Regions from separate parts of the Mus musculus genome. Here regions 2, 3 and 4 are each linked to region 1. Evidence: chromatin loops called from intact Hi-C (ENCODE). Cell type or tissue: left cerebral cortex. All regions are shown on one strand.

The links. A loop is a pair of places that touch in the nucleus more often than their neighbours do. Peaks named below come from ENCODE experiments on the same cell type or tissue, not always from the same donor. Only the 100,000 strongest peaks of a DNase experiment are listed, where the experiment ranks them.
Region 2: it touches region 1 in a loop (8-fold over the local background); 4 of 42 quality-filtered maps call a loop at or near these places.
Region 3: a loop joins it to region 1, with 6 times the contacts of the local background. A loop is called at or near these places in 2 of 42 quality-filtered maps.
Region 4: a loop joins it to region 1, with 3 times the contacts of the local background. A loop is called at or near these places in 3 of 42 quality-filtered maps.

Annotation. Positions count from the first base shown.
Region 1 is chr10:23,343,941-23,351,940 of GRCm38, reverse strand. It overlaps Eya4 (EYA transcriptional coactivator and phosphatase 4), which reads left to right and starts at 2,051. Exons shown (of 19, transcript NM_001347372.1): 1 at 2,051-2,179. In left cerebral cortex, no CTCF peak of the experiment used is centred here; DNase peaks (open chromatin) are centred at 2,200, 2,924, 3,241, 3,744 and 3 more places; H3K4me3 peaks cover 2,406 bases.
Region 2 is chr10:22,145,650-22,153,649 of GRCm38, reverse strand. It overlaps E030030I06Rik (RIKEN cDNA E030030I06 gene), which reads left to right and starts at 4,380. Exons shown (of 2, transcript NM_001254745.1): 1 at 4,380-5,161. The coding sequence starts at 4,638. It also overlaps the pseudogene Gm4895. In left cerebral cortex, a CTCF peak has its summit at 5,108; DNase peaks (open chromatin) are centred at 2,871, 2,960, 4,238, 4,786 and 2 more places; H3K4me3 peaks cover 1,595 bases; H3K27ac peaks cover 177 bases.
Region 3 is chr10:22,813,895-22,821,894 of GRCm38, reverse strand. Tcf21 (transcription factor 21) reads left to right here and starts at 1,752. Exons shown (of 2, transcript NM_011545.2): 1 at 1,752-2,441; 2 at 4,069-4,632. The coding sequence starts at 1,992. The coding sequence ends at 4,158. Gm10824 (a long non-coding RNA gene) reads right to left here. Exons shown (of 5, transcript XR_380181.3): 2 at 7,779-7,847; 3 at 6,773-6,933; 4 at 5,521-6,163; 5 at 1-136. In left cerebral cortex, no CTCF peak of the experiment used is centred here; no DNase peak of the experiment used is centred here.
Region 4 is chr10:22,840,602-22,848,601 of GRCm38, reverse strand. Gm51761 (a long non-coding RNA gene) reads right to left here. Exons shown (of 2, transcript XR_003948853.1): 2 at 1-165. Among named protein-coding and RNA genes, the nearest start is that of Gm46217, 8.4 kb to the left of the region's middle. In left cerebral cortex, no CTCF peak of the experiment used is centred here; no DNase peak of the experiment used is centred here.

The DNA.
Region 1 (8,000 bases):
GAGGCTAAAAATATAGATTGGGATGTATACAGACTCATTCGAATCTCAGCTTTGTCACGTGGACAAAAACATCCAACCAACCGACAATACAGCACTTTGAACTATGAACTGGAGACAACAAAATAATTGAGGTTTTCTTGTTGCTGATGTCCCTTGAGTGTATACTAACCGGTGCTCCTCTCCATCGCAGGAATGCACTCTGGGTAATGCTCCCAAGGCTGCAAAGCACCACCAGAAACCCTTCCACTCAGAGAGCCAGAAAGGGGGAAGTTAGGCCTGGCCTGGCTCAAGCTCCCTGAAACTGATCTGTGGGAGAAACAGCCAATAAGCAAGCAGAGGGAAGACACTACCTTTATCAGCTTAAATTTAAAGCCCCAGCATCTTTTCCATTTCCTCTTAATCATTGTAGACAATGCCCCGCTCATTAAAAACAAATATTCAGCATGGATTTTCCTTTTAAACTAGAGTTCAGGGCTCCTGTTAGTAACATAAAACCAAGCTCAAGTGAAGGATGAAATTTGTTTCTGAAAAAAGTCCAGAATATCATTTAGTTGATAAAAATATTAAAACTAGATTTTCTTCGAAGTGGAGTGGTTTTTTTTTTTTTTTCATCCCTATGGCCATATCTAAGGCAGCGTTGTTGCTAGAGATGACTTGATTTTCTTTGGGAAAAATTATTTTGATTTCTTTGGGCCTTGGTTATCTTTTATACAGCTTTAATAACTATTAGGAAATTAATTAAACAAACACGCGTGAACCACAAGTGAGCAGTACAGCAACTGACAATAAATTCAAAATGAGTTGATACACATTATCAAAGTATCAGGACAGATGTTACTGATGGAGACAATGGGCTTTAGGGAAAGGTGGGGTTATATGGGAGTAATATTTGGGGATTGTCTTTGCTTTGGTCCAAGAGTGTGATATTTATATTTGTCTGTGAAATATGAAATCCAATGTAGGTACAAAAGACATCAACAGAAGGCATAGGCTCAAAATGCCATTTCAGCAGTGTGCCCTGAGCAGTTCTGACTGGCCTTTGGAAGTCACTGCAGTCTGACCTTTGGGCGCCTGGGAGGGGCGCCTATAGCTGCGCCCGGCCTGGAAGGGGCCCAGGCACTTCCCAGTGCTGCCCGTCTGCACGCTGCTAACTCCTTCATCGCTTCCATCTCCAGGAAAAAGCTCTTTCCTAAATCCAGAGCAAGCTTTGGGCTGGTGTCAGTTGGCGTTTAACTTTGTTGCAAGTGGACTAGAGTCCCTTCTGCCTCCTCTCTTGGGGTAAGTGGCAAGGAGTCCGACTGAGGGCCTGTAGCTCGCACAGGGTAGTTAGGGGACCGCCGCCCAGAAGCAGGTGGGGGACCGAGGAGCCCGGTGGCGGGCTGGTCCCTTCAGTCTAAAGGCCTCGGTGGCCAGCGCCAGGCGGGGTGGGGGCGGGGTGAGGCGGCGCAGAGGGCGCGGAGATTACCGCGGCGCCACCAGAGACGCGCAGAGCCGGGGAGCCCCGGAGGTCCCCCCACGCGAGACCTCAAAAAAGAAAAAAAAAGCCGATGATAACAGGCAGTTTCCAGAGATCGAATAAAAAGAGAGGGCTTCTGCGCCCGCCAAGATCTCCTGCTCTTCCGGCGGCCTGCCGGGAGGCCCCCAGCGGCCACCCTAGCCCCAGGACGCAGGCGGCGACGTCCCCCCCCAACCCCCCCACATCCCGCCTCCTGCCTCTAGGCTCCAGCTCCGCGCGCTAGGGAGAGGCTGCCCGCGGCGCGGCGCACGCTCCGGCGGCTCCCGGCTTGCGCGCAAACCTTTCCCGGTCGGCGCCCTAGAGAGGGGACTGAGCGGCGGGGACCTGCGGAGGGACGCCCGGCCACCCGGCGCGCGCGCGCTTTCTCTTTTCTTCTGCTCGCTAACGCCGCTCGGCTGCTCGGACTTTGGTTCGGCTCCTTTCGTCCTCCCCCCCCCCCCCTCGCAGCCGGCTCCCCCACCCCGCCCTGTTTCTCCCCCACTTGTGTAAGCTATTTGTTGGGGGTGGCCGAAAGGGATGTCCTGTTTTTACCAGAGACACAGCGCGAAGGGAAAACTTAGACACTGGAAGGAAAGCGAGTAAATACGTAGATCGGACCCGCAGATCACTGGCTGGGACAGACAATTGAACTTCGGGAGTCCAAGGCGGTCCGGGCCGCCAGAGGTGAGTGTCCTCTCTTCATCCGACCCGGTTTTTGAAGTCCAATGGAGGGGGGAGGTGTGTCCAGATTTGGATGATTCCCCCAAACTGTCCCCTAGAAAGTGCTAGCTAGACACTTTGTAGTGCGTGAATGGGGATCTGGGGATGGAGGTCGCGCGCAGGGAGAGTGTGTGAGCCTCGGAGTTCTCCCCGATGATCCAACAGCAGTGTCCCATGGCCAGGGTCCCTAGGACCTCAGTGGTACGCTCGCCCAGGAAGACCCTCAACGACCTGGTCCCCAGTAACCCCTCTTGTCTAGCGCCACAGGACCTGAGTGAGTCTCGCGTCGTCCCCGGGTGCGGATCCTACCTGCCTGCACCCTGTTCCCTGTCGCCCGGGAAGCTTACACCAGACTCTTCCCACTCCCACCCGGTGACATTTAATACTTTGTGATGACCTGCTACGTGGAGTAAGGGTGCTGCCTCACTCAGTGTCCCTTGGAGAGCCGTGGGCGCCTGGGTTTGCGTGAGGCCGGGAGCGCGTGTACCCAGAGGCCAAGCCCTGGTCTCCAGGTACCGGTCGCAGTCTAAACAGGGGGGGGGGGTCACTTTAATGGTTTTTACGTGGCGTGGACGAATGTCTCTTGCAGTGTGCCAGGGTCTGTGAAATTAGAGGCGCCTTGTCAGAGGAGTCGCGTTCATTGGCTCCAGGAGCGGATGCTGAGGAGCAATTCTAACTTCTCCAAAGCCAAGGACCAGGCTGGGGCGAGCAGGTTTCTCTCAGAGCTCACTGGATCTGGGGTGGCCTTGGCACTCTAAACGCTTGTAGAGCTTGGTCATCTGTGACTGGGAGACAGACTGTGTGAGCCCGTTTCGTTTTGCAAGCCACAGCAACCCCAAACTTTTCATTTTATTTTTCTATTAGCACTAAATTCTTTTCCTTTTTTCTTTGTATTCGAGATTCGCAATCTCTCTGAAAGAAACAAGGAGGTTTTGACTGAGCCTGGTGGCAGAGCGGTGGCAAAACTAAGGGAGTGCAGTTTGATTTTTGCCACCGTCCCCTTGTTTGGGATGTTAGCGCCTCAGCTCACATCTTTCAAGTTCCTGGGAGACTAACGGGGTTTGCGGTTTGGGTGGGATCGGCGTGGCCTTCTCCTTTTCTCCCGGACAACGCAGGGACCATTCAGGGAGCCTCCTGAACTCGAGGGCCCCCGTGGAAGGCGCGCATCCCCGCGCGGGGACAACCTAGGTGGCGGCTCACCAAGCGCGTGGCGTGTGTTTTGGTTTCTGCGCAGCTACACGTGGGGCACCTCCGTGTGCGTGTGTGTTGTGTACTTGATCTGTGAGAAGGTAACTGGAGTCTCGTGTTCAAACCCAGTGGGCCCTTGGCCATTAATTTGCTTTCCTGGCTGTCATTACAGACACTTCCAAAATCTGATACCTAAAGAGATCCAACAGGTTGGGTTTCACATTAAGAGCCCACACTTAACAGTTTTCTTTCTCCCTCACCCCCTTTGGCTCCGCACTCTGGGATCAACGTAATTGTTGGAGCGAAATACATCTTCTTGAATATGGTATTTTGTTGCTCTTCTCTTAGCGCCGCCTTTTTGCACCTATGAGCGTTTGTCAGTTTCAGCGAGGCTCCTGGGGGACTTAGGTGGGAGTCTTTAGGAGTGTTTAGCAACCCGGACTCCCATCAACAACTTCTGAAGTTTCATTTACCCGTGGGTGACTGACAGCGCTGAAAGTGGACTGTGGCTTTTTTGTTTGCTGAGTGCTTCTCTTTTAATTTAATTTAATTTTTTAAGTTTTAAGGACAAAACTTGTATTTGATACAATTTCCCAATAAAGTTTGATATTTAAGTAGAAACGGTACCTACTTTTTATTTTACTTTAAAAAAAACAACATATATTTTTGTCAGACTTATACCTGAGAAACAAAATTTAGCAGAGGCTGAAGGGAAAGAATTCTAAAACAAAATAATTTGATATGCTTTATGGTGCATTTTAAGACATTTGCATTCAAAGACATTTGTACTTAAAAAAATATATTATCCCAAGAAATTTTTAAAAAGCAATAGCAATGTAAGACAGACTGTTTTGTGTGGAAGGACTGCCAGAGTGAGTTGCAATAATATCCAACATAGATAAAAACTGTAAAAACAATTCCACCTTATTAAAGGCTGTAAGTAATCCAAAGGGAAACATTTTTGTAATGTCCGCACATGAATGTTAAAAACAAACCGACATCAAAATCTTCGCTATTAACATCTGAACTGGCTTGAAATCTCATATTCTAATGAGTGATTCCTTGTCCTTCCTAGTAAGGGTATGTCTGAAAAGAACCTGGTTTTCAAAAGCCTGCTGCTCCCTGACTTCGTGAAATAGACGAACGTGAACACAGCACACTGCCTTCCTGTTTTAAGACCACCTCATCCAAGGGAATTTCACAGTTATAAGTGGAAGGGCTATTCAGTTTTTCCCCTTTTGTTTATGTTTATTTCATTGAATATTACAATTTTCTCATTTCCAAAACAAAACTGTGTATCTGTGTTCATAAGTAGCATAGCGTTGGCTAGCACATTCCAGTAAAAAAACTTCAAAACACTGCAACTTGTGTAAAAAATAAATTTATTTAAGAACAGTTTTGTTCTCATTAAGAAACACAAACATGGACATTTGGGCATTTTCTAGAAACTGGAAGGAAAAAAAGTCTTTGTAGAGAAGTTCATTTTTGAAGATTTGCCGATATCTCTGGGTTAAAAAGAAAGCATATTCTCCATCTCTAAATTTTCTTTTATTTATCTTGTGATTTGTGGTGTAAATAAATTTTACACACCCATAGGAAATACAGTGTCCAGTTTCATGTTTTTCGTCACTGATGCAAGCTCTGTGTGGCTGATGCCATATCTAAAAATACATTTATGTGGCTTTATTAAATGTGATGAACCCAAGTTAAATTGAGTAGAAACTTTGAAAGGGTAAGATGCTAGAAACCCCCATGGCTGTTGATAGAGAAGCTAGCGCCCTGGAAAACATGCACGTTCTAACTTTTAGATAACAAACTTAAGCTTTGTTAGCTTCCATGCAGCGGAAGCTCACAGGTTTCATGCAGAATTCAAGAAGAAAGATAATCCCTTTTGAGATTCAGTAAAGTGCTAAGTAATTTAAGAATGTGAGCATTTATGATGTTTTTACATTATCTCCTGTATTTTTTTCCTATGGGGTAAACTTAAGAATACTCAGTGTTCAGTAAGAACAGGCCCCTGTTACAGGGGGCTTATTCACCATAGTTCTGTACTGCAGCTGCTGATCATATTTCACGGAGCTGTTAAAGCACTTAAAACCTAAAATTAGGTACTGTCTGGTTGTAAATATTTCAGATCACTCATTTGAGAAACAAACAGAAAAGTCTGTTATCAAAAGTATGGAATTCTGTCATGGAGGAGCTGGGCAAACCTTTACGAAACACCTTGTTATCATCTTAGTGGGAATATAACCCTGACAGTTTCTTTTTCGGATGGACATTATCCTTCCATACTCTCGACTCTTACACTGTGTGTCTCAGTAGACTATCTTAAACTAATTGTATTCAGAAGTACAGTCGGGGGATTTTATTACAACGGTTACCGGGTGAAAGAAATCAACACCACCCAGAATGGGGTGGCAGTGCTGAGTACCTGCTCCTCTCATGGAATTTTCCTGGTGAACTTAGAAAGGACATGCTCTCTCAGGCATTTGTCCTCCTCCGGATGGGTTAGGTGCAAGGATGTCTTTAAGTGTTACCATGTTTAATGCTACATTTCACAGCTTGGTGTGTCTGAGTGAGACGAACTGAATATTCATTAAATTGTGCATGGAGCCAAGCCTGGCGTCACTTAGCCTGAACTTGAGTGGGAGAAAATAAACAAGAGCCCCATATTCAAAAGTGTCACAAGCCACTTTGCTGGCTTTAAGAGGTCTGAAGATTTTGTAAACACTACTGTCACTTAATAGTGCTGTGGCACACACAGTACATCAGCGTGTGCTCTAGTCACTTTCCTCTGCACTTCCTGGGGACTTTTCTTGCTCTCCCCATGTGTTTGCTGTAAAAGGATGCAATTTTTTTTTGAATGTACCACTATCCTTAGAGATGAAGCCGATAACAAACAAACAAAAACAAAACAAAACACAGCAAAAACAGAACCCTTTTGGGTCGCCAAGCCTACATTTATAGGGACATTTAAGACAGTTTCAAAGAGTCACTTCTAAGTCTCCGGGAACCTTTTCTGTCATTGAAAGGTGCTAATTGATCTTAGCTCTGACCTAATAGTCTAGTTTGATATTTGAGACTTATCAGTATTGGTTTAGCCCTTTTCTCATCCTTTCATGGTCGATAAAGAAAGAGACCCTGTGAAAATATCAGAAATGCTTTCCTATGTCAAGCATTTTAATAAAGTGTTCATAATTTAAAACAGTTTACATGCAGTAAGCTATTTTATTTTAATAATCTTTTGGACCATGGAAGGAAGAACCAGCTTCTCCTATTAGTAACTCAGGACATTACCTAATAAATAGTTGTTAAGTTGTAAGACAATGTCTACAATCACATTTGAGTACTTTCAAACCAAAATCTTAACATGCCAATATAAAATCATGAAAATTTATATATGAGATTATACTTTCTTAAGTATCTTTGTATCTTAAAGTATGCTTTTAAATAAAGGAAGTCTTCTCAGTATGGTTGCCAGGTAACTCTTTCTTCAAGTCAACATCCTATGGGCTCAACATGACCTTTTTGACAGGCTAGCTAACAGCAATTTAGGATCTAGTTCCTGCAAAGCACTGCTGTGCAAAGTTTATGGGGTTAGTGAATCTTAATCCTTTCAGTTATGCTGTGAACGAATGCAGCAGAGGCTTTCATTCATCCCATTTTATTGGTGAAAATGTTAAGATCTGGTTTTATGGCAGCAGAGTGGAGCCAAGGTCTTAACTTCTCAGTCCCACCCGTCTCCTCAAGCATCATGGTAGGCTGTTGGTCCCATCAGTTCAGCATGGGAATTCTGCGAGAAGGGTCATGATGGCCTTCATTATTTGTTACCCAAGAGAAGCTAGATGTTAGGAAAAGAAGCTTAATTGTTCAGTGCATCTGCAATTACATAGATAATATTGTTTAAGACAGGCCACAAAGTGCACTGAAGTGAAACAAATTTAAATGCCCATGTATTATATTTTTATTTGGGGGGGTGTGTGGGTGTGTGTGAGCGCGTGCATGTCTAGGTCAGAAAACAACTTGTGGGAAACAGTCATCTCTCCACCAGGCAGGTTCCAGTATGGAACGTGCATCTTCAGCCTTGATAGTAAGCCTTTACTCACTGAATAATTTCACCAGGCCCTGAAGCACCTACGTAAGGAAACAGAAGTAACAGTCAGCAAGCGCGTTGTCCAAATGAGGAAGTTGCTAATAAACACTGACCCTGTGAGAACACTTTGTGATGATATTCTGCAGGCAGAAAGAGTTCTTGACCATCTTCGTGGAATATTGAATTTATGACTAAAATTTTCTTTTACCTTTCAGGCTTCAGCCTTTAGTTTGATGTTGCCAGTTTTGTTTGTTTGTTTTGGTTTGTTGTTGTTTCAAGCTTGACAAGCTGACTAAGAATCAATCTACACCCTTATGTTAAGCCAACTCACAAGGAACAAACTGCCTAACACTGTAAGCAATGGGCTTCCCGAGGAAGCCTTCAGTTATAAGTGGCCTGGTCTTATTTCAGGAATACTTCAAATTTATGTGGTTGTTATGCTTTTCATGTATAAGTTTTCTTTCTAGGTGAACATTTTTTTCCTATGACTACCTGTTTTAAATC
Region 2 (8,000 bases), 1.2 Mb after region 1:
CAGTGATCTTCAGATCTTAAAAGAAAAAGAAGGCATAGAATATATTTTGCTTAACTTCTCTTTTAAGGATAATTTTCCATTTGATCCTCCGTTTGTTAGAGTGGTGTTACCTGTTCTCTCAGGAGGGTATGTGTTGGGTGGAGGAGCACTGTGTATGGAACTTCTCACAAAACAGGGCTGGAGCAGTGCCTACTCAATAGAATCTGTCATCATGCAGATCAATGCCACCTTAGTGAAAGGCAAAGCCCGGGTGCAGTTTGGAGCAAATAAGAATCAGTATAATCTAGCACGAGCCCAACAGTCCTATAATTCCATTGTACAGATACATGAGAAAAATGGCTGGTACACACCTCCAAAGGAAGATGGCTAACTACATTGACATAAGTCTGGACCAATGTTGCTTTAAAGAAAATCGTTCCAACGTACAGACATAAGCTTTTGAGTGCCCGTATAACAGCAGTACCGAAGATATTAGCTAATAGATCATTTAGTGGATAATCTGTCAACTGACATCCAGTTACAGCCTTTTCATTTTGCTCACTTTAGGTATCTTGGACTGAGCAGTGGGGCCTTTACTGTATTTTTCCTGATAAGTACACACAATAGCCACTCCCTACCAGCTCTTTCTTGAAAAGTGAAATCTTTTAAGCAGGGAAGTGAGCATCCGTTTACTGCAGCTGTGATTTTTACAGTAACCTTTCTATATTGAGCCTGTGGGGTATGAAGATTTGCAAAATCTTGTTTGTTTAGAGCCAATAAAAGTTTAACTGATGGTCAAAAAAATTACTACAATGCATCTGTAGTAAAAAAATGGTTTACAGTTTTCTATAGCATTTTTTATTCCTTTAACCTTGCTTCATATTGCAACAGAATTAATTTTAAAAAGGAAAAAAAACTATGGTGAAATTAGTAACATGGTCTAATATAAAAAAATTCTTACAAGCAATATTTCAAATTTAAACAGAATTTTGTTGATTTTTCTACAGAGTACAGAAATTGCCCCTCCTGTACTTTTTTCTCTCTCTTACTTTAAGATGTTTAAAAGTTTTGAGATCTACAGATATAGATTTGGGGAAACATCGAATTATTTTCAAGACAGCTATTTTCTTTTACTCCTTGTATAAAGACTTGAAGACCTTTCCTCCCCTTCACCAAAATTCTCATTCTCACCTAAAGTAGCTGCATCCATTTTTTCTCAGGTAAAAGAGACATTCTTACCAAAGTTCAACTTTCAAAGTCCCCAGGAAAGCACTTAAATTAAGCACTCTTCTTTGTGTGTGCACGTGTCTGTTATTTTGCAGTCGTTTTTAATACTGAAATTGAATCTTTTTAGCTTTCCAGAAATACCTTGGTGAACCCTCAACTGTTTCTAACCACTTAATAATTGTGACCCCGCCAGCCCCTTCAAATAGATCTTTAACCACAAGTGTGCTTGGCTATTCCAAAACCTCTGTCCAAAAAGGTAAAGATTGGGCTTTGTGAGGCAGAAAGGAAGTGAGAGAAAACAAAACAAATGTAGCTCAGGCTGAAAGTGAAAAGCGCTTGGACAGATTGATATTTTCTTTTCTGCAGGGCATCCTGTCAACCATCTTCCCCCGCACCCCACTCCTCAATAAGGTCCGGTTTTTGCGTGTAGGAAAATGTTATCTACCACCCCACGGAACCCGCATAAGTATTGTTGCTTTATTTTATTTTTATCTGTCCTCATCAGATTGATACCCACGACACCCCCTCACCCTGTCAACACCCCAACTCTGGGGGACCTTAGGTGTTGAAACCCTGCAGCCCCCCGATGCCACATCCCACTGGATCCCTTTCACGCCACTTATTTTCAGTCGTGAGATTCCCCAACTAGAGTGGTTGCAGTGAGAACCAGAAATTTTCATTAAACTCTCCCCCACCCTCTGGGCCCCCAGTTCTGAGCCGACCATTGGGGGAGCACAGCCAGGGCCTGGCCCCGCCTCGCTCGCTTTGGAAGGCTGTAATTTGCCCACTCGCCTCCAGGTCGTTCTCCAGCCCGGAGGCTCGCAGATCCACGCCCCGCGGCACCCGAGCCTCCCTGGCTTCCCCGCGGGCGGCGCCTTCCGCCCTCCGCCGCTGTGCCCATCCCCTGCCCGCAGAGCGCCGCTTGCCCGGGCCGCTGTAGTCAGTTACCTGCTCCGCGGGGCGAACACGCGCGGGGGCAGACAGACACTCCAGCTTCGCAGGAGGCCGGCGCCCCTGCTCCGCAGGTAAGGGGCCACGGACTCGCGTGGGTAGGCTGAGACGCGGGGGTCCTCGGCGAGGATCGGAGTGGGAGAGAGTAACGGGGTGTAGGGGGCTGTGTGGCCCCTTGGAATCCCCTTGGGTTAACATTGAGACTGGGTAGGTTATGGGGGCCAGCTGGGGGGAGCTAGAGGTCTTGAGAGGAACCTCCCACAGCGCGGACACCCCACACCAGGGTCCTATGCCAGCTTGAACAGATTTCGTGCGTAAAATACCCATACGTTCACTTTTTGTCCAGCTTCCTCAAACTGACTCTACTTGGACAGTCACATTTAAAATTGAACGTGCACCGTCTGGGTGGGATTCCGTGCTGGAGAATGTGTTTCCGCGCCCCCACGTTTATTTCCCCTGTGCAAGTTCCCTCTGTAGCCTCCCGAGGGGTGTGGGTATGGGCCCCATCTTCCCAACGAAGGAGTAAAATGTTCGCCCAGGCTTCCTGCTGGCTACCCGTCAGGCGCGTTAAGCAAGGAGTGTAGTGCACACAGCCCACCGGAATTGAAGCCGCACGCGTGCACTCTTGCTTCACGCCCCAAGTTTACTTTCCTTATTTAAAGCCTTGCAGTTCAAATGCACACCCTGGGCAGGAGCAGCACGGGGCTCCGCGGCGCATTCGTCCTGTGGACGTGGGCGTTATCTGTGCGGGCGCATCTGCCTTTGCGCACACGAGCGGGTCGCGGTCCCCAGGCCTCCCCTCGCTGAGCTGGTGGGGACCCTTTGGCAAGGCTTCCGGAGAAGCTCGTGAAGGATTTCATTCAGTGCTAAGACAGAGAGCTGAGACAGAAAGCAGAAGGAGGCGGCTGCAGCCTTTGTAGTCGCGGAGGAGTGCAGAAAGGTTGAAGCACTATGTCAAACTTTTTTGAAATGGGGTCAAGTCACATTTAGCCAGCGTGGTAAAGCAACAACAACAACAACAAAAGTGGAGGAGGAGAGGGGGCTAGGGACCGCCGCTCCGGTCTGGGTGTGCGTGTGCTGCCCCCTCCGGGAGCCTGGGCTGGACAGGGGCGCCAAGGCCATTGCTCCCGCTACCTATGTGGCCCTCGACCCCCGGGAGAGGCCTGGAGGGTCCTTTATGCAGCTTTTTAGGAAAGCTTTCAAAGGAGCCTGGGGTGTCCCTGCCTTGTCCAGGTGGTGCTATGCTCGCACCCAGTGGGGGTCGCGCCATGTGTTCTTTAATTCCAGGCGGAAGAGCGAGCGGGGGAGGAGGGGTGCGGGGCAGGTAAACGCATGGGGACCTTTCCGGATACGCGGCTGTAGTGGAACAAGGTCCAGACCAGACTAAGGCCGCGGTGGGACGGGAAGGCTCACTCGGTCTTCCCTAAACAACAGAACGGGGATGGGACGCCCGACCGCGCCTGGGACCTAGCCTCCAGCCTTTGGAGAACAGAGCGACTGTCTTGGCTACCAACATTCAGCCGCCAAGGATACCGGGCGGGGGTTCTGAAGTCGCGATACAAGGGAGACCTAACCCTTCTCACACCCGGGAGACCTACGTTTACTGCCCCCACCCCCACCGTCGTAAGGGCGGTTGCTTTTGCACGGGTTGAAAACTTAAGGACCAGTCCCGGTTAGCTAGCAAAGTCCCGAAGTTACTTTTCAGGACAGGACAAGCAAAAGTGTGACGGACCTGCCTTTCCCATACCCTTGCGATCTTTGTGTGTGTGTGTGTGTGTGTGTGTGTGTGCACGCGCGCGCGCGGGAAAGGGAGCAGGACACTTCTCCCCTTCCAGGGCCCCTTGCTCTCCCACCTCTAGTAGCCCCAGCCCTCCCCTACCAGATGGTCTGTCCTCCCTGAGTTTCCACAAGGGAGGTCCTCGGCGATTCGGAGGCAGAATTTCGTCTCCCGCTAAGCTTGCCATACCCCAAAGACCGTTTGTGAGAGCGAGTCTCTTTCAAATGTCTCCCTGTAGAAAAACTGAAAGTAGAAAGGAAGCAATCTCCGAGCAGATGTCTGACCACCCCTACTCGCATACTCGCAGCATTGGGTTACAGGGTCCTAGGAGCCCCAACCCCGCTCTGCGACCCCACATGGGTGAACCCCCGGTGCTTTCACGCCAGTTCCGAACTCCCCCAGGTCGCCCCGTACTCCGCGCGACGAGTCAGGGAGGGCAGCTGAGAACAACGATATAGGTATAAATATTGAGCCGTGACACTGATGCGCCCGGCGCCCCCCTCCCCCGCACTCCGGGCACACTCTGGGCTGCTCCGCACGCCCCCTCTTGTCCCGCTGCGTCCCGCTCGGCGCTCATCCCCAAGGGGCCCCAGCAACCTCTTCCTTTCAAAGACAGCACGAGCCGTGCTGGGGAAGAAAAGTAACTTGGTTTTTCTCCGAGAAACCTGGCCGGATTAGGCAGCCAGGGCGAGTAGAGGGGAGAATGAGGGGAGCTGGTGGAACCCGATGGAAGTCTCCCGGGCAGTCTGATCACACTTTCTCCTTGTCCTCCGGTCTCCTCCTCCTAGGTGCAGAGATTGTGGGCAGACTACGTAATCGCTGCGGAGGGGGAAGAGGAGGGATCTCCGGCGGCGGCGGCAGGGCGCGGAGACTCAGCTGGGCGGAGTTTCGCGGCTGCGCCCGGCTTGCGCCCGCGGGCGAGAAGGTCGGTCCGTCTAGCCCGGGGGCCCCCGAGGCGTGTAAGTCAGAGAGTACGCACCCCGGTTCCTCTGTGCCGCACCGACAGCCTGCAGCCAGCAAGGAGAAGGACAGCCTGGGTGGCGCCGATCAGAGTACGAGTGCTTGGCAGAGATCGGCGAAGGCCCCCGACCTGAAGAATGGCGGCCGCTTCCTGATTCCGAAGCGCCAGCGAGTACAGACCAGTGAGGAGGACTTGCGGCTCTCCACCGTCCGTGAGGTGGCGGTGCTGAGGCACCTGGAGACCTTAGAGCAACCCTACGTGGTCAGGTGAGCCTGGAGCCCTGGCTATGGGGTCCGGGAATGTGCTGGGCAAGGGGCGGCTGGTTGCCCAACTAAAGTTAAGAGTTGAGTTTCCTCAGATAAAACCGGTGACCCTGCTAGACAGGCAGAAAAAGAGACCTGCGGTGGCTCCCCTCCCCCTCCCACACCGCTCTGCGTGCCCCAAGGGGTCTGGGGGCTTTGGGTGTCTTTTAGGGACAAAACCAGACAACCCCAAGCCCTCTAGGACTCAGTCTACAGAATCTTCCTGGGCTGGGTGTTAGTTTTGTTTTTTGGTTTTTTTTTTTTTTCTGTTTGTTTGTCTTTTGGTTTTTTGGGGTTTTTTTTTTTTTTTTTGGTTTTTTGTTTGTTTGTTTGTTTGTTGTTGTTTTTCGAGACAGGGTTTCTCTGTGTATCCCTGGCTGTCCTGGAACTTACTCTGTAGACCAGGCTGGCCTAGAATTCAGAAATCCGCCTGCCTCTGCCTACCAAGTGCTGGGATTAAAGGCGTGCGCCACCACGCCCGGCTCCAATATAGTTAGACTTATAAGTACATTTTTACTTTTTTTTACTACATTTTAATTTTAATTACTACATAAATAAGTAAAAAGCCAATGTAAATAAAGGCCCCCATTGTGCCTATGCTTTAGTTGGGTGGCAAGGGTACATGGGGTGCAACAGCAAAAGATAATGAGACGAGGGAGAATGAGTCTTCTAGAAAGTCAGGTTTTACTAAAAGTGGATTACCATCTGTGTGTCTGTCTGTCTGTCTGTCTGTGTCTTGCACTTCAGAGAGGTCTGTGATCCTGAAAGTTGCTTGCTGGCTTTGAGTCACTCACTACCCTAGAGGATCACTACAGCTGTAGCAAAGGATGAATTTCAACATTAGAATTTAGTATCAAATTTCGTTTGTCTGTTACCTGTGGGGTGTCCAGATAAAAGGTAACAGTCATGTATGTAAATACAAAGTAGCATTCTTCCAAACAAACACCCTTGTATAACCAATCATTGAGTGCAGGTCAATACAAGTCCCTCTAACAGAAGAGTTTTGGCTAGCTGGCTCACCCTGTTCTCCTGTTTTATCCTCTTGTGTCTGGTGTGTCTCTAGATGGTTTTTAGTTGATCCCACAGTAGGAATTTGAATTGTGAATTCAGGAGCATCTGCTTATATGCAAAAAGAAGATGCGCTTTCTAAATTTATTTTACCTCGTTTGACACCTGCCTACTTAGAGTTGTGAGGATAAAGCAAGAGCATAGGTGAAAATCCTCTAAATTTAAAGCCACTTCGGGCACTGGATATGTCAGAGTTTATCAGATCCTTGGCCTAGAACAGGTCCCCGGGAAGGCATAATTCTCCGTCTGACATTTTTACAGAACAAATCAGATTCCTGTTTAGACACAGCAAGACTTGTGTAAGTCCAGCTTGGTGAGTTTTATCATATATATATATATATATATGAATATGGAAGAGGGCTTATGTACAGAGGCAGAAGACCTGTGTCATCGAAGCCCACCCCAGCATGGGTGACAGCTCACAAGGCTGATACCCTAGAGCATACTGTACACTTGCAGTCAGCTCACCGGATTGGAGATTGAGCCTTCCAGGAACCTCCGTTGGTTTCAGACTCTACCAAGCAGCTAGGCTGGTTTCTGCGTTTTGTCTGCTCTGAGTCATTTGCTGATGTGACTCTGCTCTCCTGAGAGGGACACTCATCTCTTACTTGCTTATATGGCAAGGAGGAGCCTAGTGAATCTGCTTAGTTTCAGGGACTTCCTGAAACCCTATTCTGAATTGTTTACTTTCCTGCTTAAGGAGCTTCCTGTCAGATGGGATGTTTTAATCTTGGAGGAGACTGTTACACAGCAGGGACCAAGAAGCTACTTGGGCACCCATACCCTGAATTTGTTAGCAAAGAAAATTGATTGACTATGCGATGAGATTAGTGAAATGACCCTGTGTTTAACTAATAGCATCATCCTCACAAGCCGCCACCTCTGTCACCTTTGGTTTTCTTCCTAGTTTTTTCCACTACCCATCCGCCACTCCTGCACCCAACGACATATGTGGCTAAACTAGAAATTCTTACTGTAGAGGTTTGTGTTTTTAGGGACAGTCTTAGGAAATCAAAGATAAGCAACAGTTCTTTCCCTTCCAAGGGAGAATGTCAAAACTGAGCCCCTGAACCTGTAATTTGTTGTCTTTCCTGGGGCAAGTGTTATTCATAAGCCCAGGTTTTTAAAGATTGCTTAAAAGGGCAGATGCTTTTTTAAGTGCCTTCCAGCCATAAGTAATTGATCATAATTACAGTCCCTACCCACGTGTAGTTAAGCCTCTAAGCTTGAAGGAGCACAATAAACATATTAGTTTTTTCAAAGTTTTAAGACTTAATTTAGATGGATTTACCAGAAAGAGAGACTTGTTTTTGTTGGTGTGAACCTCCGCCCCCCCCCCCCCCCAAGTTTGCAAAGCACCACTGACTTCACATTCTTTCTTACCTGGTGCGTCCCAGGCTTGATGAGCCAATAATGTCCTGCACACAGACTTGCTCTGGTTTATAGTTCGTAATCTTGAATTCTGGAGCCTTTGTCAGAATAAGACTGTACGGCCAGAGTGTTCCCCTTCCACAGGTGAGTTCTGTCATCACCTGAACCAAGACACAGAGATGGAGTAAAACTTGTTTTATCAGCAGTTTGTGCACCAAGTATATATTGAGGGCCTACCATGTGCTTGACAGCTTCTAGAAAAAAGACACAGGGCAGGGAAGTGAATGAGTCAGAGGGAATTCCTAAGCTTCTGAACTGTCTCTTGTTTGTTTTTGTTTTTTGTTTTGTTTTGTTTTGTTTTATT
Region 3 (8,000 bases), 530 kb after region 1:
CGTTGCATGCAGACAAAGGCAACTTCAACTTGATATTTCTGTCATCCCTGCTGTGGGAAGAGTCCTTTCCTGGTTTATAACATCAATCACTCTTGCAATAAATCTTGGGAGTGGATGCAGTCATTTAAATCTCCACCTGCACAAACAACAGAAAATAGGAGCCCATAAATCTCCACGCTGGTGATTAGCAAATTTTGGGTCCTCAAGAAAGATATTATGGGGGCGGGGAGAGGGTTCACTAATTCATTAATAGAGACTGATTTGCTGACAATCTGTTTAGTTTGCAGCATAGGGGGAAAGCAAACAGATCTCTGCTAACAAAACAAAATCTTAGAGGTTAGTGAATTCCCAGCTGAGCCTGGATTAGAGACCCATATCTAAGTGTAACAGAGTGGCTTGGACTCAGAGTCAGCCATGGAGAGAGTTACTCTTAGCTCCTGCCCCCAATCCTCAGTGCCTAATTGTAAGGTTACGAAATCTGACAGTGGTTTTTTTTTTTTTTTTTTTTTTTTCCTGAGGGGAAAAAACAAAAACCATTTCATCTCCCTTCATTCAGTCCCTGGGTTCCTGTTCCCTTTGCTTTTCTTCTTACCTCCCAGATGACTATCATTCCCTGAGAAAGACAGTCCCAGCTGGAATGAAGGATGGGAAAGGTTCTTTCTCCAAAGCCATGAGTCCTGTTTTGTGTTTTATTAGGCCAGCTCTCTATGAGGAACCCTAGTAGCCCAGAGGATGGGAGAAGAGAAAGCAAGCACAAGAAGAAAATATACAGTCTTTACAAAAGGTGTCAGGCAAAGAGAGGCTGCCAGGAGCCACAGAGTCTTCTTTAAGACAGGAGAGAAGTGAGTTGCATCTCACTGGAAAGATTCTCAGCTCGCAAAATATGTTCCACAAATCCATATAACCTCTCTCATCGCCTGCCCATTCCCAGTCAACTGCATGTATGGTGTGTGTGTGTGTGTGTGTGTGTGTGTGTGTGTGTGTGTTTGTGTGTACATGTGTGTTCAGTAGTCAAGTGTGTTCCTATGCACTAGCAATTCCCTGATACCTTCAAAGAGACTGGATGGTAATGGATTTTCTTTTTCTTATTTTCCCTCCCTCCCTCCTTCCTTCTCACCCTCTCTCCCTTCCTTCTCTCCAGTAATTTCTTTCTACCACTTCCTTCCCCTATTTACCTCAGGTAAATTTTAAACAGTAAAATGCATCTGGAAAAAAAAATCGTCCCAGCGATCAGCATTTTCCTTTCAAACATTTGGTTTGGTAAAATACGCCTCTTCTCGTCCGGACAAATAGGACCTATGACTTCTGTGTTAGCCAGTGCACGGTAATGCAGTCTTGGTAAAGCCCTGTGGTCTTAGCCGGTATTAACTAAGGGCTGCAGGGTTTTGATTGTTATTTCTTGGGAGGAAGAGTGACTGTGAGATGTTTTAGGGGGAAAGGCCACTTAGAGCAAAGGGTCTGGCCCTTTCTCTGAGTTCTCAGAGCAATCAGTTGGGATTCCCTCAAAGGAAAGGGGCCTTAGGAGATGAGTCTCGGCAATGGTTCTAAGTTACTCCTTGACTTGAGAGGAAGAAGGAATCCGGTACAGGCATGTTGCAATCGGTTGCTGGAAACCAGGTCTGAGCGTGAAGTCTCCTGTGCTTGTGAAAGGGGTCTGGGAAGTCTGTTGGGCCTAGCAGGCCCCTCCCCTGGGCTGCATGGATCCGCCTCTCTATTCCCCAGATAAATTCTTAGTGTCCACCAAATTCCTCGGCGCTCTTTCACTCTCCGTTAAGGCCAGGACTCCAGTGGTGGGGAGATAGAGCACTGGTTTCCCTGTCGCGGGATCCCTTGTGATCGTTTTCCACGACTCTGTAAAGGGAAAGCTGGGGGACGGGACTGCCAGATCCCACCTCAAACCCAACACACGAAGTGGCAGCTCCAAACTTTTGAGACCCTTTCGTTTCCGTTTCAGCGTCTCTCTCTCCCTCCCTCCCTCCACCTCTCTAAACATGTCCACTGGCTCCCTCAGCGATGTAGAAGACCTTCAAGAGGTGGAGATGCTGGACTGTGACTCCCTGAAAGTGGACTCCAACAAGGAGTTTGGAACTTCCAACGAGAGCACCGAGGAGGGCTCCAACTGCGAGAACGGGTCTCCACAGAAGGGTCGCGGTGGCCTAGGCAAGAGGAGGAAGGCGCCCACTAAGAAAAGCCCGCTCAGCGGGGTCAGCCAGGAGGGCAAGCAGGTCCAGCGCAACGCGGCCAATGCTCGTGAGCGGGCCCGCATGCGGGTGCTGAGCAAGGCCTTCTCCAGGCTCAAGACCACCCTGCCCTGGGTGCCCCCGGACACCAAGCTCTCCAAGCTGGACACTCTCAGGCTGGCGTCCAGCTACATCGCTCACTTAAGGCAGATCCTGGCCAACGACAAGTACGAGAACGGTTACATTCACCCAGTCAACCTGGTGAGTCCTCCCGCGCCTCTGGCTGGGCCTGGGGACGCGGGCGAGAGCGTGACTCGTTAAATCGCCGCCCTAGCATCTCTGGGAACCTCCGCGCGGGCTCCACGCAGCGCCCTGGCTCTCTGCACCAAGCGCCCCGAGCCCGCGAGTGATTTGTGCTAGGGTTTGACGTGGCACCCCATTAAGGGATTTCCGAGGGTATTCAGTTGGCAAAGACCAGGGATCCCCGCGCAGGGTGCCATTTCCTCTGTCGTGAAACTGAGCAGACGCTGGGCACCCAGAAGACCTATCTTACTTTGTCTCTTTTGGCTAAGAGCAAACTTGAGTTCCCCCTCCGATTCTTATAAGCACCTAAGTCAGTTCTTTCCGCTGGTATATTTAGGGCTATTAAATGCAGACATATTTATGTTCTTCCACCTCCATAACTGTCTATGCAAATCCCCCCCCCCCCCAGCTACTTAAATATTCTGTGTTTGGCTAAGTAGATTACCATTTTAAATCCCAGAAATTCCAGCCACTGTCAACGCAATCAGTAAATCCGCTCAGGTCCTAGTACTGGACAAAATAACAGCCATGGGTTCTACTACCAGTCACAATGAATGAGCCTAATTTTTGAAAAGCAAGTGCTGGTTCCTGAATCGACTTTCTCAGAGGTATTTTACTGTTTAAGGTGGTTTTTAACTCCCTCTTTCGTTTGATTTCATTTTAAAACGTGCAGGCTCCAAAGAATACCACCACCTTACGAGGACTTTTGTTTACATATGATAAGGATTAGATATCCCTCTGGCCAGCACTTACAAAGAGGCTTGAATTGTATTCTCACTCAGCTTGTCTCAGGAATTGGGGGAGGGGATACTAAAACACTTTTCGCCAGGAAAAATATTTTCCTTCCAAATAACAAGGTTTGGTTGTTGTTGTTGTTGTTGTTGTTGTTGTTGTTGTGATGGGTAGTGTTTTTTTTTTTACAATCTAAAACTAGAATGAGATTATCAATTAGAACATTTATAATTGCTGCTACCTTCATCTTTAAATATTAAAAAAAAAAAAACTTGAATGTACTTTTTTTATAACAGTCCAGAAAAAGGAAGAAGAAAGAAAGGGAAGAGACAGTTTTGCTTCCTCGCTAGTAGGAGGATCTCAAATAAAATGTGCCTGTGTCTTTTATAAGTGCACACCCCCTTCGGGGGTTACTACTAACTTAAAATTGTGGCCATAGCTAGGATTGCACTGGGAGATCAATGGAAGTCAATAAAGGCCAGGATGCTAGACCAGAGCCTCCACAGATCTGCAGTTGAGTAGTTGGGGCCAGGGTCCTCCCACCCGCCCTGCTAGAACTCCTGGAACATCTGCCTCAGAGCTGAGTCTGGGCTTGTTTCGGGGTTCCAGTTAGAACCCAGGAGACCTGTTTTGCCCTTGTTCCACCTCCCACCTCCACCACCCACCCCCACCTCCACCTCCACCTCCACACCACCACCACCACCACCACCTCCTGGGGTTGTTTGCATTACCCTGCCTGGCATTAATACACCTAGGAAGCGACAGACCCGTGGCCTCTCTGGTCCTAGCCTGCCTGCGCACTGCGCCGCCTCCCCATGTCTACTCACCCTCTCCACCCTTTTCTCTCTTGCAGACGTGGCCCTTTATGGTGGCCGGCAAACCAGAGAATGACCTGAAGGAAGTGGTGACCGCCAACCGCTTGTGTGGAACTACAGCATCCTGACCTTGGAGGTGCGAGTCTGGGAACCGTGAGCTCTGGGGGCAGTGGGCCGGCAAGGGTGACGACCCCTGCCCTTCCCTCCCTGCCTCTGCTGGTGCCTTGCATCGCTCCTCTCCCTATCCCACCCCGCAAGAACACTTAACTGCGACGAGGAGATTCGTTTCCAAACCAAAGGAGACCAACTGTACTTACCGATTCTCATCTATTTAACTTGATTAACTTCTGCCATGAATGACTGCAAGCCTGGCTGGTCCAAGTGCAATATGTAATTATATATATATATTATATATAAATAGATAAGAAGAGCCTATCAATGTGTATCTTTTGTACAATATGTTGTAAAATGTAGATCATAGAATAGCTGACTTTGACAGTCACATTTATAAAATAAGTCACTCGAAGAAATATATTTTTTTCAAACAGGTTTTGCTACTTCCGAAAATAAATCTTTCTTTATATTGAAAAAAAAAAAAAAAAGCCTGGACATTGGTGTGATTTCTTTTTTAAAATTTTGTGAAGAACATTGGAATCCATGGGGACATTTCATGATTAAAAGGTAGTTTTTTTTAACATTTAGCCCAAGATCCTAGAAAAAAGATTAACTCTGATTCCAACTAGGAAAAGACAAGTCATGTTTCCTACTGAAAACTTGTTTTGTTCATCCCAGTTATTTTAAGCCCACTAAAGATATTATAACTGTAAATAGAGAATGAACAGGATTACAGTTATCCAGTCACACAGACCCGAGGACAACGAAGAAAAAGAAAATTTGACTCTCCACTGTTTTACAGTGTGCTTGTTCTGAGGATCCTGATAGTAAACTATGAGAGTTTTATAACTTTCCGTGTGTTTTCTGTGATTTTAAAAACAGACCCAAACGCTGCTTGCAATCCAGTGAAGAAGAGATTGAAGCTCTCATGTGAATTTCAAATGCAGCAAGATATTTTGCTTGTTACTGACTGGCAATTAATTAATTAATTGCAACAGTAACCGTTCTTGCCTGCTTTTCGGTGCGGTTACCCCTTTCGTTAAGCTCCCGCCAAGATTTCCCGCGGGCTGGGTAGTAACTTAAACATCTTCCAGACTGCGGAACAGCACATAGGGGAAGATTAAGTTGAGATAAACAGAGAGGCTAGGCAGAGGAGCCTGGGACCCTGCTGCCTCTGCCCCAGCGCAGCCCGCCGCGGCGATGTGCCAGATGCCACCGCGGCTGTTTAATGTTCGGGGTTATGACCGCAGTGTTTACAAGACGCCCTCGGTTATTTATACTGTTATCCCTCTTAGAGGCCTTGAAACTTCCGCTTCGCTTTTAGACACCCCTTACCCCCTCCCCCCCCCCCATTACTTCTTAGCTGCTTTTGGTACCTGGTTAGGATAAGTTCTACTCAGGACTCCAGCCCACGTAAGGACCACGCGGGGCGGAGCCTTCGTGAGATCTTCCGGGAAACACCTATTCCAGGGGTTTGTCACAGCTGAGAAGCCACCGAGCCCCAGGTGCAAACTCCGCTGTCCAGTGACTCTTCATCTGTGTCGTTTGCACACTTTCACTGGATGATATTTCAAGGCGTCTGGCGACGCCTCAGACCTATCCCAACTTGACTTTCAAGAGTTCAGTTCAAACTCTAGGTGGTGACACCTGCTCATACGCTCACCTGCCTTCCCTTCCACCTAAGAGATGGGGCCCTCGCCAGACGGACCCAGGGATTCTGGCAGAGGAAGGAAGGTTAGTGTTACCACCAGAAGTCAGGCTGCGGTTAGCCCAGGAAAATTCCCAAGTTTCTAGTCACGTTTTTACCAGCCAAGTAAATTCTTGACGTTTTGCGCACTCTGCGCGGGTGGCCCCATAGAAGCTTTTTCTCCATAAACAGGAGACATACACGATTTTAAAGTCTTTGTTCATCCTAGTTATAATCTGAAGCCTCGGCTTGAGGAGAAAGGTCATGAGAAACCAAAGTCCTGGCTCCACACGGGGCTGTTTTCTCAGAGGGCCAGATCCAGCTTTCTCATCCTTACAAGAAAAAAATAATGATAACATTAGTAAGAGTTGGGTTTGTGTTTCCCCCAGTTGCTGTCCAAGCTTTAATCCCGCTCAATGAAATTATAATATGTGTGACCTCTTTGTGAAAGACCAGATCCAGCAAATAAATATCCAGTACTTGAATGAGTTGGCAGGTGACTACACCCAAACAGAGGGTGTGTTTTTAGCAGCGGTGGTGATGGTCCTTTGTATGGTCTAAAATGTGTTTCTTCTAAGCAGATAGATTTCCACCTCCCTCTGGTGTTCTCTGAATTTGCATAAAGCTGTTTACTGAAATTACTCCTACAAAATGAAACTTTTTTCAGAAAACCGTTCTCTGAACTTGCATAAAGCTGTTTAGTGAAATTACTCCTACAAAATGAAACTTTCTTCAGAAATAAGCGCGCGCTCTCTCTCTCCTTCCCTCCCTCCTCATCTCTCTCTCTCTCTCTCTCTCTCTCTCTCTCTCTCTCTCTCTCTCTCTCTCCTTCTCTCCCAACATCCCTCATCCCTTACTCCCTCTCTCCATCCCTTGTCCTTCCTCTCCCACAGAGCATCACTGGCCACTAACCCCCTCCACCAGACCCTGCCCACACTCACCGTGTTCCCATGTTCCCCTTCTTCCCTGCTCCTCTTGTTCTCACTTCTTCCCCAAAGTTTGCAACTCCCTGGCTGCCTGGTACCCAGCCTAGGTTCCAGTGCCAAAATTTAAGATGCGGTTGCAAAGGAGTAGAGACTATCTTTGTCCCAAGCCAGTAGAGCTGGGAGGGGAGAGGGGAGAGAATGAGGAGTGTCATGTGACCTTTAAGCTATAAAAAGTATCCTAGAGAAAGCACTTTCAAAAAGGACCAGGCAAATGACCAAATTACTATAGCCACCTAGGAGAAAAATGAGGTGTTTCCAAAAGTCTGAGTTCTCAGACACAGACTCATAATGTGGCAGCAAATGACACCTCTCCCCCTCCCTCCCTCCCTCCTTCTCTATCTCCCTTCTCCCCCCGCCCCCCCCCCATTGCTTGTAGGACTTAAAATTTTTACAAGCAATTCAGTGTGCTTTTAGCAGGTGTGCCCACTCTCAAATCAAAGACTTACTCCAAAAAGTAATAATAAACAGAGCTCGGGTATTTACTGGTTATATATATAATCTCCAGTCCTTAAGAGAACACCACCCAGGGCGACTGTTAAACCAACGCTGTTTTTGTGAGTCCCTATCCTCCTCCGGAGAGACTGAATCTGGAGGTCTGGGGTCACAGGTTTCTATGTGATGTTTCTGCTGCTGGTCTGGGGACAGTTTGAGAACCATGATTTGAAATGCATAATTAAGGAAACAAAAAGAGTTAAAGGTTAAGGCAGAGGAAAAGAGAGTGTGCCTGTGTGTGTGTGTGTGTGTGTGTGTGTGTGTGTGTGTGTGTGTGTGCGCGTGCGCGTGCGCGTGCGCGTGCGCGTGCGTGTGTGTGTGTGTGTGTGTGTGTGTGAGAGAGAGAGAGAGAGAGAGAGAGAGAGAGAGAGAGAGAGAGAGAGAGAGAGAGTATGCTTCCAGTTCAATGCTCTAGTTTGCTGCTCACTCTAGGGTAAATGCACACAACTGTCAGCCTTGAGTTGCTCACCCTTAGAAAACATGAGTTCGGTTCTGTACTAAGGATATGGCCCGACCAGGTGCGCTCTCATCTTGTTCCCTAGAAGATAAATTCCAGTTATTAATCAATCAATGAATCAAAAGGCTGTGTAGATTAGAGACCAAGGTATTGCTGGATCCCTTAGACTCCTAAGAAGGAAAGAACTCTGGGCACCGTAGGCTCACACCTCGTACAACTTAATCCCAGATCTGC
Region 4 (8,000 bases), 500 kb after region 1:
CATTCTGCAGTGAAGCACCCTGTGTTGAGAATGTTCAAGCATACTGGCAAATGGATCCCAGGTGCTTCGTTGTAATATGAGTACAACACCCTCATGAGTTGTGGAGTCATGCTTGGAGCCAAGCTTTCCAAAGCTCAGAGACTTGCTTGTATCTCTTCTGATGTCCTGAAAAGGGAAAGACAGTTAGAAACTTTGACAGTAAGATGTCAACTTATTATAGTCCCTTTATAGCCTAGGAGCTATACTTCCATGTTGGAAATTCTGTCTTCATTGCACTGACCTCGCCCAATTTTAAAAGAGACTTCAAGATAAGAGAGATAGCTTGCATCTAGGTTTAGGAATAGACACAAGAGAGGAAACAGGAAAGCCCTAAAGTCTTGTTGAGTCAGGAGGCATTAATGCTAATCCCAAGTAGCTTGGGACGACTATGTTTTCTTTGAACTGAAACCCAACCCTGGTCTTGAGCTTCTGAGATTTCAAAAGTGTAGATGTCTTTTGGAGGGTTGGGATTTGAACTGATACTTCAGTGGCTGAACAGACAGAATCTGTCTCCTTAAAATTCCTACTTGGGAATAGAATGAAATTGATTTCCCATGAAACAGCACAGAGATGGTGATGTTTGCAGTGTAGCTGCTGATGCTGGGATGGGGGTGGGGGAGCAGTCTGAGTACTCATTATTATCTTACCACCAGCTCAGTGATTCAGATTGTGTAATGTAACTTTTAATTCAGTGAAAATTAAGTTCTTTGTCGGGAGCGTTGGATGGTAGTGTGCTAAAGATTGTGTTCCATGAAGTTTGAGTGCCTGAAAGGTCTTGGGTATTCTAAAAGGTTGATCTATATAAAAAAGTAGAAGCTGTATGAATTCTCAATCAGAAAGGTCTCTGAGTTTTATAGGTTTGATCTTTGGTTTTAACATAAAAACAAGTTTAACCTCCCTTGATACCTTGGTTCAACTTTGAGCAGAATTGTGTGTATGTTTAATAAGAATAATACAAATTCTTACCTCTATCATAAAACTGGCACAAACTCATCAACAACATCAACTCTTTGTTGAAGGCAATCAATATATACTGGTCAGATCCGCATATGATTCATTTCTACAGAGAACACATTCACAGCTAATATAAACCATGCTATCTCCTGGGAGTTACTTGGGAAACAATAGACATTCAAAAATTTGTGCTACTCTAGATTATCCTAAGTTTTCTGCCTATCCCACAGAAATCAGATAATGAGCAACAGTGAAAGCCAAAACACTAAAGAAACTCTCCCTCACCAGATGGAGCAGAACAAAGTCTACAGTGAAAAAATAAAAGTCCTTGTTGTGTGGGAACACAAGAATCACAATAGCAAGCTTCCAAGAATTTGAAGGTGAGAGAGTCAAAGATAGCGGGATATCCCTATTGCACTGGATCTGACATTACAAGCAAAGGATCTGACGATAAATTCTGTGGTAGAGAACTTGTCTGGCACCCAGGATGCACAAAGCCCTGGGTTTGATCCTCTGCACTGAAAAATAATAAATAATAGATAATAGATAAATCTTGATCTGAAAGTACACAAGCAAATACTGTCTAATGTTTGACTGTAGCTTTCTTTGGGTTGCTTGATTAATTCACCTTTATTCAACCAAAACATATTTTCTACTTTTCAAGTATTTTTTTACAAGACCCTTTAGAAATAAATTCTGTTCATATTCCAGGAAAAACAGTTCATAACATGAAGCTCATAACAGGAAGCTCAACCAATAAAACTATTTCTTTCATGGCAGAAAACAGATGATTTTTTTCTTTCACAAGGAAGAAGCAGAGCTCAGTAATATCTACACAGTGAGAACAGAGCCTACAATTGTTGCAACATTGTTCCTAATATTCAATAGATAAAATGTAGCACATCCCTGAGGTGTAAAGCTATTCAATTGTAAATGTGTGTGTATATAGATATGTGTATATATGTGTGTATATATACATATATGTCATGACATATATACACCTAATAAACATAAGTGAAAAAATCCAATCACAAAAGACCACCTATTGGATTATTTCACTTACATGAAATTTCAGACACACATGATAAGGCAGATTAATGTTTGCCCAGGGCAGTGTTGGGGAGGGAGGAAAGAGAGAAACTGTCAATGGAACACAGCTTTCTAGGAGAAAGTGGAATAAAAACATGTAAAATTATGTTGTAGTGGTGACTGTTTAGATCAACAAATATTCTACACAAATCCTTGACTTGTGTAAGTCAGATGTGTAAATTCTATCTTGAGTAAGTTGCACAATTAAGTTGGTTTTGTTGTTGTTCTATTTTGTTTTGTTTTAAGCCAAGAGATTTAACTAATTATTTGAAGTTGAGTTTATTAGGAGGTACAACATTTATTTCATTTTCTATACAACCCAAATGATCAGAAATGTAATATATGTTGGCTTTAAGTAATACTACAGGCTTTAAAATCTTTTCCGTTAAAATTTGAGACACAACGTAGAATTTTTTATTAAGCTAAATGAAGATACTCAAAGTGCTGTTATTACCATTATTGAGAGCATTATTGTTTAGATCTCCATACTTTATCCTGTTCACTTCTTCTTCACTGCTGCTGTTTTTCTTCTCTAAGCCTACTGTTAATTTGTCTTAGCTAAGCCCAAAGGAAGCCTGATTTTCCTGCATGTCAGTTTTAACCTGAAGCTAACCATTCACCTTAGGAGTTATCAAAAGCTGATTTATTTTCAGGATAAGTTATTATTATAAACAACACTATTGTACTCTGTCACCCATCAAAATATTCTGGAGCAAGAAATTCTTCAATTGGTTTAGCTGACCTTACACAGTTTAACTGTCAAATAAATTCTGTAATGGACAGCTTAGCAATCTAATTTGGTAACCCAGAGGAACTCCCTGGCCCTCCCTTGGTTTCCCTAGAAGGTTCAAAAAACAGCAATTACAACATTGACATCCTATCTGGAGCTTGTAAAGTATTTTTCATGCTGTCCCTGGTATTCTTAAGCAGTCTTAGCATTCCTAGGATCAAGAAGATAGTTTTCTAGTGGCTCGTGTGATTACAACCCCTGACGTTGCCATTCAACAAATAAACACAGTGGAAAATACTTGAAGTCACAAATGCTATCCATCACTCTAGCTAGCTCTTAGTCCCCACAAGAGCGCCAACCTCTGAAAGGAGGCAGATCTTCTCCTGGAAGGAAGATCATATTAGCCCAGCCCCCTGTGTATATCCATACTTTATCTTTAAACCCTGCTGAGATGCTATCTTGAACAAAGCAGGCACCGTCTATAAATAGACTCTTAAATATGGAAATTATTTGCTCAGGGGAGATCAGACATTCATAACCATAAAATATTGATGTTGCAAAAGAAATTAAGACATGGAGAATCATTGTTTTGTTCGTTTTGTTTTGCTTTTTCAGTCTTGGCTCTCCGTCAAGGTGGGTTGGTTCTACTTCAACTAGGAACTTAAGAACTCTGCTCAGCAGCTCTCGGGCCTTGAGGCCAAGGAAAAACAGCCCCAGAGTCCTAACTTCTTTTTCAATAAATTACCTAGAACTATCTCACTGGACTTCGATGTCTACAAACACTAACAAAATATATGCTTTCTTTCCTTTTAGTGTTATTGAAGCCCGGAGGATTGTACAACAGTCCGAATCATGTCTAGTGTCTGTAAGGTGTAGAATTGAGAGGGACCAGGGACTAGACAAGAAAACCGAATAAGAAGCTGGACGTGAGGGTGCTTGCGTGGAATCCCAGGACCCAACACCTGTGCTCCAGGAGTATATCACGAATGAAACAGAGCATTGCGGAATGAAACCCTAATAAAACCCTGACAGCGTCAAAGGGGGCTTCCTAATGGGCTGGAACCCCTTCTTTGCTTCTTTGGAAAGAAATAAAATAATGTTATTTCATTAGATAAAAGCCACTTGACACAAATATTTAGATAGAAAGTGAGTCTCTTTGTGTGTCATTTCTCTGAAGCTTATTTCTTTCCAAGTCTTGGCCATTTGCATTTATGTAACAGGATTTTCTTCACAGCCTGCGGCTCACTTTGCATGCGAAATGCAAAAAAGAAAAAACAAAGTAAACAGATTGTAGAATGAGATCACCTGGTAAATCTACATCCGATACTTTATAAGTGTGATTTGGTGTGTGTGTGTGTGTGTGTGTGTGTGTGTGTGTGTGTGTGTGTGTTAGTTGGGTTCTTTGTTTTCCATTTCAATAACAGTTTTAGAAACAAATGTAATATTTCTCTTATTTCAGATGCTTTGAAGTTTACTTAAAATCTTTCCAGAGTCTCACAAAAGTGACCTGCGGATCAGTTCTGACCACAGGTTTATTTCACAGACTCCCCCTCGTTCCCTGCGCTGCTGTGGGGATGGAAGGCACCAAGGGAGAGGGAGTGCAGGAGACGCGCCGAGTGCAAGATAGCAATCATCAACTCTATTAAAAGGGCCCGGATCGTCCAGAGCGCGCTAAGGACCCACAGTAATTCCGGGTGTTGGGGCTCGCTAAGCGACACGTTGATGGGTCAGAAGACGGGGTGGGTGGGGGGAGGAACATGACCCTGGAAATGGGGTGTTGCTTTTACACTCCCTGGGTATCTGTTACAAGTGAATTTCCTCTGGCGCCAGCAGGTATTTTGAGCAAGGAACCAGAGGGAATCCCAGAGGAGCACGGTAGGGTGGGGGAAACCGAGCTGCAAATGTGGGATCAAAGCTTTAAAGATTTCAGAGGAAATCGGAAGCTCCGGGTTGCTTGGCTTTAGGTTGAAGAAGACACTTAATAATTTCTTAGGCTTAGTGCAGAGGGAATGGGAATGATCCAGGAATAACCAAGATTCCCGGGAGAGAGTGGGGCAGACAGCACGGTTCCCACCCTCCAGACAAAGGAGAGGAGCTGCACTGTGAGATTTACCTACATCCTTTGCCCTGGACAACATAGAGGGCACTCCAAGAGGCTGAGCTCCCCTTAGTGTTTGGGACATCTGCCACTGTTCCCAGTTATCCCCGGAGCCCAGCAGTGTGAAAGGAGACTGTTGGGGGCCCCATAAAGTTGGTTGACATTTCCACAGAGCCCTCCCTGGCGGCAGAAAAGGCAGAACGTTTGAAACCAGGCGAAGGACTGAAGAGCACAGCAAAAGTGAATGCTATTTAAGTGAACTAGTCGTCCTAAAGGTCGGGAAAGACCGCTATTGATCCAATGCATGTGAGGCCTTGATAAATTGAGCAACCCAAGAGTTCGGTCCAGGGTGACCCTGGGAGATGCCAGAGCAGAAGGCAGGAGCCACCCACGCACTGCTGATCCCCAAGGGGCATGCCCAGAAGCGACCACACATGCACGGGTCCCTGCAGCCCTGAGGGCAGGGTGCCCCTTCCCTGTTTGAGGGGATTGGCTGTGCTGCCTGCAGGGCCTGGAAGTTAGGGTGGGGATCAGTGTCTTCTCCCTGGATCCTGTCTCTCCAGGTTCCGGTCAGGTCATCAAATCTGATATCCAGCTCTGGTGTCCTACTAGTGACCCGATACCGGAAGGGCCTTCCTGAGTAAAAATCCTTTGGGTTGGCAGCCTCCCGGTGTCCTTTATATATCTTGGGTTCTTAACTGAAGATAACCTCGGTATCATGGAATCGGGATCCACCCCCATCCCCCACTAATTACAGCCTTTGCCTTTAACGGTCCAGTACTTAATCTGAAAAATTCAAGCTACTGCCGACATTTTCTCTATATTTATGAACTTAATTCATTTTCAGATTTTTCGATGTTATATTCACTGCTGCGTTAAAATCTGTTTAAAATACATTTGCTCTATTCACCAGCAAAATGGGTGGATAAAATTCTAAGTTGTAATACAATCAAATGCAAAGGCAGACAATTAATTTTACCAGCATTGTACTGCTTTCAGTACAGTTTTGCCTCAACTTTAAGGCTAATGCAAGTGTGCTGTGAATCTATAATACCCAACTCTAAATAAAAACTGCGTCAAAGGTTGGGAACAACATTCTTTTGTTACTCTCGCTGAGATTAAAACAATATGGTTTATTTCTTCACTTTTGTTCTGGCTAAAGCCCTGAGATTAGGAAAGTGGTCTGAATCAAGCTCCTTTTTATACAGTAAGAGAAATCAAATCCCTTCTGTTAAAATGATGAAGGTTCTGTGTAGCCAGAATGTGAAGGTTTTTAGTCCCTTTGATGGAAACTATTTGAACCTGAAAATTTTGCGTGGCTATCTATCTTGTTAAAAGTCAGGGTGAGATAAAGTGGAACCTGGCTGTGGTTTCTCTTGGAAAGAAAACAATGAACTGACCGGTCATTTATCACAGTCCCAGCTCTCCCCCTCCTCCAGGGTGGCTTAATTTGACATTGTTACATGGAGGTGTTTGCATCGTTGGCTGATGAGATAGAACCAATTTGGTTGGAGAGGGAATGCTAAATTATCCCGCTTTTGTGTAAAGAATGATAATAAACTGTAGGGACTTCTCTAAGTCTGCTACCCTCAGCAGGAGCACTGGAGAAGTTCCCAGGGTCTGTGCAGACCTATCCTGTCTCAGCCAGGTCCCCTATGACAATAGTGGAGAGTTGAGGGACCCATTTCAAAAGTGGCTGAAAGTACTTCAGGCATCATGGAAATTAAAAGAATCAATTCCTTTTTATCCTCATCCTTGTAGTTATTTTAGCCAATAAAAGGAACAACATTGATCTTCTCTACAGATGCCTAAACAACAAAAGAAAAAAATCAATATGCATGTATAATAAAAATCCAGTCTCGATTGTAGGAATTCTATAGTATTCCATGAAGCTGGCAGTGGTGCTCATTTCCTGTCCTCACTGTACTGTGACACTCAGCAGAAGGATTGTCAGGAGTTCAAAGACAGCCCGGGCTAATTGGTGAGCTTCAGGCCATCCTGAGCTACAGGGCAACACTTAAACTCTGTTTGGAGGAATTTGTTTGAGAGGAAGAATTAAGGATCTATGAAACTGCCTTATTTTTAAAAAAAGTTATAGAAACAAAAAAAAAAACCTGAAAATCAATGACTTTCTCAATTATGTCACAGAAGAACATCCTAAGACATCAAGTTTTTTGTCATATTCTTCTCATTTTGTTTTGTGTTTTGGTTTTGTATTTCTTTTATTTGCTTTGGGTTTTGGGGGAGATTTTTTTTGTTTTTGTTTTTGTTTTGTTTTGTTTTGTTTTGTTTTGTTTTGTTTTTTGACAGTGTCTCACTTTATAACCCAGGCTGATCTAGAATTCATTTTGTAGCCCAGGCTGGCTTCAGGCTCGTGGCAGTCCTCCTGCTTCAAACTCCAGAAGATTGTGATTACAGGCATGTGTTGTCATGTCTGGCTTAGTTAACTTTTTTTTAATGAACAAATACATTTTTCATTCATCTAAAATTTCACTTACTCCATAAGTTTGCACCTGCATTTGGATTCATGAAGTCATATAAGTTTAAAAGTGTGTCTGTCTACTTGGGCATCAAGAAACAATTATTTAAATTAATGAGTATTCCTAAGATGCGCTAATAGAGCGCACCATTCTCCTGCATAAGCTTAGTACTTACCCTTTCAAATGTTAAGGCAATATGAGGACTGGGTTCTCAAGCTTGTTAAAGGTCTGCACACATTCTCATGGAGATTGCATTAAGTTTATTAGCTAAGAAGTAGCATCTTCAAAATATTGAGAGTTCAGAGTTGAGGGTGTTTTAAGTGAGACCCATCCCCCACCCCACCCCAGTCTTTTAGATATTTCTCTGTGAAGTAGATACTGCACAGGAGAAATTATACCTCCGCAAAAGCTCTTGAAAACGTAACCGTGCACGTTGCAGACACAGACTGTTCCAGATGAAGCAACAGCCGTGGTTTCTCCTTCAGGGAGACTAACAGGAGTTAAGTGAGAAGTTCCTTAAAGTACCTAAGACTCTGCTGGGCAGCACCAGCTACTCCACAGTGCTCCAGCTACTCCACAGTGCTCCAGCTACTCCACAGTGCTCCAGCTA